2 separate regions of the Homo sapiens genome follow, and region 1 is linked to region 2. The links are chromatin loops, found by intact Hi-C in ENCODE. Cell type or tissue: K562. All regions are shown on one strand. Each heading gives the region's core, and the rest is flanking DNA. Links, peaks and the distances in the headings are about the cores only. Region 1 overlaps HSD17B12 (hydroxysteroid 17-beta dehydrogenase 12). Region 2 overlaps HSD17B12 (hydroxysteroid 17-beta dehydrogenase 12).

Evidence for each region. A loop is a pair of places that touch in the nucleus more often than their neighbours do. Peaks named below come from ENCODE experiments on the same cell type or tissue, not always from the same donor. Only the 100,000 strongest peaks of a DNase experiment are listed, where the experiment ranks them.
Region 1: a loop joins it to region 2, with 2.6 times the contacts of the local background. A loop is called at or near these places in 15 of 110 quality-filtered maps.

Annotation. Positions count from the first base shown.
Region 1 is chr11:43,687,653-43,690,576 of GRCh38, reverse strand. All of the region lies in intron 1 of HSD17B12 (hydroxysteroid 17-beta dehydrogenase 12), which reads right to left. Among named protein-coding and RNA genes, the nearest start is that of HSD17B12, 8.4 kb to the right of the region's middle. In K562, for the core only: no CTCF peak of the experiment used is centred there; a DNase peak (open chromatin) is centred at 1,216.
Region 2 is chr11:43,746,101-43,749,024 of GRCh38, reverse strand. All of the region lies in intron 1 of HSD17B12 (hydroxysteroid 17-beta dehydrogenase 12), which reads right to left. Among named protein-coding and RNA genes, the nearest start is that of HSD17B12, 67 kb to the right of the region's middle. In K562, for the core only: no CTCF peak of the experiment used is centred there; DNase peaks (open chromatin) are centred at 1,364 and 2,114; H3K4me3 peaks cover 237 bases.

The sequences.
Region 1 (2,924 bases), core at 102-2,601, 58 kb after region 2:
AAAATCATTATCCCTTAATATTAAAAAGACTGGAAGCCAGACACAGCTGGGACACATGCCTATAGTCCCAGCAACTCAGGAGGCTAAGGCAGGAGGATTGCTTGAGCCCAGGAGTTTGAGGCCAGCCTGGGCAATATAGTGAGACCCTGTCTCAGAAAAAAAAAAAAAAAAATATATATATATATATATATATATATATATATATATATATATATGTATGAATACCTTACTTAACAGATATTTCCATTAATTCAACAAAGGTACATTGGCACTTACTGTGTACAGACATTGTTCTAGGTGCTTGAGATTAAAAGACAAAGATCCTTGCCTTACAGTGCTCACATTCTAACAGAAACATCATAAATGAGCAAAGTATACAGTAGGGGAGATGGTGACAAGTGCTATGACAAAAAGGAAAAGTGGGGCAGGGTAATGGATAGGAGTGGGAGTGAGGGAGAAACGACTGTGAGTTTATAGGTAGGAGGGGCGGTTCCATTGAAAAGGTGATATTTCTGCAAAGACTTGAAGGAGAGTAAGAAGGGTCAGTCACATGGATATCTGGGGGAAGAGCATTCCGTGAAGAGGAAAAAGCAAAGGCCCCAAAGCAACAATGCCAAGGTTGTTCAAGGAACAGCAAGAGGTGTATGTGGGTGGAACGGAGTAAGAGTAGTGGAGATGAGGTCAGAGGTCAATGGAAGCAGGAAGCAGGTGGTTTAAAGCCTTGTTCAGGCCGGGTGCGGTGGCTCACACCTGTAATCCCAGCACTTTGGGAGGCTGAGGCAGGTGGATCACCTGAGGTCAGGAGTTCAAAACCAGCCTGGTCAGTATGGTGAAACCCCGTCTCTAATAAAAATACAAAAAAATTATCAGGGTGTGGTGGCACTCGCCTGTAGTCCCAGCTACTTGGGGGGCTGAGGCAGGAGAATCACTTGAACCTGAGAGGCAGAGGCTGCAGTGAGCTGAGATCACACCACAGCCCTCCAGCCTGGGTGACAGAGCAGGACCCAGCTTCAAAAAATAAAAATAAACATAAATATAAAATAGAATAAAATAAAATAAAGCCTTATTCAAAGCCACGAGACAAATACTGAGTTTTAATCTGAGTGGGTGAGAAACCACTAGAGAGATCTAGGCAGAGCATCACATAATCTGACCAAAGCTTGTCAAGGATCACTGTGGCTGCTGTGTGAGAATCAACTGCAGGAGAGCCAAGGTGGAAGCAGAGAGATAAGAAACTTGTTATTAGAGAGACAAGAGTCTGTGGTGGCTTAGAACTCACTAGATTCTGGATATTTTGAAGTTCAGAGTCAACGGGATTTCCTAAAAGGCTGCATGTGGTGAAGACTTAAAGATAACTCTAAGGTTTTTACAAATGTAATTGAAAAATTATAAATAACCAAATTTTTTGAAGTCCTTCCTATCTTAGATTTACTCACTAAGGGGATCTATATATAAAGGAACTGCTTAGTAAATCTTTTACCCAAGCAAGGAATTCTTCTGCAGTAGCACTAGTCATCTCCTAATTGGTCTGTTCATAATTTTAGATTTTCAAGTGTATACCTGCTGAGTGAACTACAATTATTTCTTAGTTTCAACAATCCCTTTTCATCCAATAAGAGTAATCTATACAAACAAATGATGCTCTTAAATATATGTTACTTAATATTCATAAAAATACAGTAAGGACTATACTAGAACCTCATTTACATCTCATTTAATTGTCATAATAATCCCGAAAAGTATCATCCCCCTAAAAAATGAAAGAAGTTATGCTCAGAGGTTAACTATTTTTGCCTAAGGTCAACCAGCTTAGTAACAGCACAGCTTGCCCACTGACTCCAAAGCCAATCTGTTTGTTAGCTATACTGTTTCCCAATGTAATACTCTTGAGAGGCACCAATTGTTCAAGTTCTTAAACTGTCTAGCCCTTCCTCTCTTCCACAATGACTAGGTTATTTAAATGGAAATAACTTCACTAAATGGTGGCAAAGATAACTTTCCAGAAACTGGATAGTTTTCCTGGAATTGCCAGTTAGAGATAGGGCAAACGCATTGTTTTGTAGACAAAAATCGACAAATAAAACAAAGCGTTCTTTCTGATACAGATTTGTGGCAAGCTTCTCAACTACCACACCATGGTATTATGGAGTTACCATGACAACGCAATAACCTAGTTTCAGTGTTTCAATAACCCCATCACTCAGTCCCTGTAAGAGAAGAACTTCCCATACCACAGTGATCAGACTTTTCCCCCAGACAGAAATGGTCTCTGAGAGATGATAACTAAGAAGTGCACAAAAGTAGCATCCCTTACAAAAAGCATAAATTCCCATTTTATTGTATTCATTAAATTTTTTTTTTTTTTGAGACAGAGTGTTGCTCAGTTGCCCACTCTGGAGCGCAGTGGTGCAATCTCGGCTCACTGCAACCTCCGCCTCCTGGGTTCAAGCTATTCTGGTGCCTCAGCCTCCCGAGTAGCGGGGACTACAGGTGCATACCACCACACTTGGCTAATTTTTGTATTTTTAGTAGAGATGTGGTTTTGCCATGTTGGCCAGGCTGGTCTGAAACTCCTGGCCTCAAGTGATCCGCCCACTTCAGCCTCCCAAAGTGTTGGAATTACAGGCATGAGCCACTGCGCCCAGCCAATTGACATTTTAAAAAAGGCAATTTTAACTGAGTTTATCTGAATACCTAGACTGATCTATCTCTGTGTAACAATGTTTTCCCAAAGAGGGCCGGCAATAACTCTAGGGAAGTCATAGAAACAAGAAATTCGGCTTACAGTTGCAAACACAACAGTGTTACCCTTCTGCTTAAAATCACCTCAACTGCTTTCCACTGCTCCAGGATAAAGGCTGAAGGCCCTGCTCATTGCCCTTCTTGCCTCTCCAGTTCCATGGCACTCATATCTGAGCTTTCCT
Region 2 (2,924 bases), core at 177-2,676:
ATTAGCAGCCACTGCTGGTCACCACTGAGATCCATTATTTCATTAGGGGTTGCAAAATGGTCATATTAGAGTTCAATCATTCATCTTCATCTATTAGCTGGAATATTTCCAGAGACAAATTATTCCTCATTAGTTAGTTACCATGATATATAGATTGCATAAGAACACAAGATAAATGTTTGAATTTTTTTTTGCCTTTATTTATCAGTTTTCAAAATAAACTGGTACTCTGGCATCTTCCAAAGGTAACCCATGTGTTTTTGTCACTATTGTCCTGTTTATAGGAAACATTAGTAACTAACAGATTTAAATGTTTGTGGGAGAACCTAATTACAGAAAACTGAGCATCTTATAAAATCTCCTCCAACCTCATGATCAATTCATAACTTTTGTTTTTGTTTTTTTAATTTCAACTTTTATTTTAGATATAGAGGGTACATGTGGAGGTTTGTTACATGGGAATATTGCTTGATGCTGAGGTTGTGGGTATATATCCCACCACACAGGTAGTGAGGATAGTACCTGATAGGTAGTTTTTCAACTCACCCCCTTTCCCTCCACCCTCTAGTAGACCACAGTGTCTACTGTTTGCATATTTATTTCCACGTGTGCTCAGTGTTTAGCTCCCACTTATAAGTAAGAACATGCAGTATTTGGTCTTCTGTTCCTGTGTTAATTTGCTTAAGATTATGGCCTCTAATTTCATCTATGTTGCTGCAAAGGACATGATTTTATTCTTTTTCATGGCTGTGTAGTATTCCATGGTGTATATGCACCACATTTTCTTTACCCAATCTACCATTGATGGGCACCTGGACTAATTCCATGTCTTTGGTATTGTGACTAGAGTAGCAATGAACATAATTTTCTGTAACTTTTCATCTCCCGACTGTTTTTAGAGGCACAGGAATCCAAATTTTATACTGTATTCTTGTTATTGATTCACTAACATTTCATAAGTGATGGATACACATATTCTAATTGTTTCCACTTTTCTCCTCTTCCTTTTCTCTGTGATAAACTTTTCTCCCCTCTCCAAGACCCCAGAACTGTTGGGGACCAGCCTCAACACCACCCGCAGGGTACTCAAAATCCAGTGGCAATGAAGGAATGAGACAGGTTAAGAATGCATAAAGAGTGGGGGCCAGAGAGCCAATTGCAAAATGGAGGCTGCAAAAGGCTCAGAGCTCTGGTCTCCACACTTTTTATTGAGTACAGTCACTTAGATCTAAGAAGCAGACGTTCAGGGCAAAATGGTGAATGGAAGGCAGTCCGTCATGCACATAATCTATAGCAGTGGCGGTTTAAGTGAATCTCCTTTGTGTTCAAACAGCATATCTTTAACTTATCGAAGAGTAGCTGGTGGGAGTAGGCTTAACTAGGAGCCTGCATATCTGTCCACATTCCAACGCTTCAAAGGAGTGTCTTTCTCCTTGAACACAGTGTTTACAGATAAGAGAGCAGCTCTCACTCTGAGCATGGGAACATGATGGCAATTAGGAGGCTTTCCTCCTCAGAGGCCTCTTGTGGCTTTCCAGAACTTATTGTCCCCTATTTTTATGGGCAGTTTATGCAGGCACCCCACAAGCCCTGTTTCCAACACAGAACCTCACCTCCTACCCTCTTCCATCAAAGCCTTATTGAAGATCCACCAACTTCACTGTTCTAGATCACTTTACGTGAAAGAAAACTTCCTCTTTCTAAACTCCCACAACACTTGGCACATCTTTAAGTCTATGGCACTTTACCACTCTATTTTGAATTGTATTTCCTTACATCTACATGTCTTAATTCTTCTGTAAGATTCTAGTCTCCTTGCTAGGCAACATGCACAAGGTAGGTGTTCAGTAGACATTTGGTAAGTGTTTAAATGATGATCGGCATTTAGTTGGTCTAAAAAGTTGCAAAACACGCAAGACTTGGACAGTTTTCCTGACAACCTGGTTTCTCAAAAGTCTTTATTTACAAGTACAGTATCTTACACTTTCCTACACTAACACCTATTAGCCACTGACCTATTTACAAATCCTGTTGGTAACTAGATTATTCTGCATTAAGCCTACAACTGTGGAGCAAGCAAACCACATACAGTCAGCAGCTGCATAACAATGTTTTGGTCAACAAAGGACCACATATACAGCTCTGGTCCCCTAAGATTACAATGGAGCTGGAAAATTCCTATCATCTAGTGACACTGTAGCTGTCATAATGTCATAACGTAATGCATTAATCACGTGTTTGTGGTCATGCTGGTGTAACAAACCTACAACTATGCCAGTAATAGAAAAGTAGAACACATACAATTATATATAACATATAGTGCTCGATAATGATAATAAACAACTATGCTACTGAGTTATGTATTTACTATAATACTATACTTTTTCACATTAGAGTATACTCCTTCTGCTTTACAGGAAAAAAGTTAGCTGTAAAACAGCCTCAGGCAGGTCCTTCAGGAGATACTCCAGAAGAAAGCACTGTTATCATAGGAGATGGCAGCTCTATGTGTGTGATTGAGTCTGAAGACCTTCCAATGGGACAAAATGTGGAGGTAAAAGACACTGATATTGAGGATCCTGACCTGGTGTAGGCCCAGGCCAGTGTGTATGTTTTATATCTCTGTTTTTAACAAAAAAAAGCTTAAAAAGTAAAAAATAAAATTTCAAAAATTAAAAATGGAATAAGGATATAAAGAAGATATTTTTGTACAGTATACAATGTGTTTCTTTTTTAAGCTAAGTGTTATTACAGAAGTCCAAAAGATAAGCAAGATAAATTTATAAAGTAAAAGGGTTACAGTAAGCTAGTTATTAAAGAAAAAATTTTTAAATAAATTCAGTATAGCCCAAGTATTAAACGTTTATAAAGTCTACAGTAATATCCTAGGCCTTCACATTCACTCACCACTCACTCACTCACTT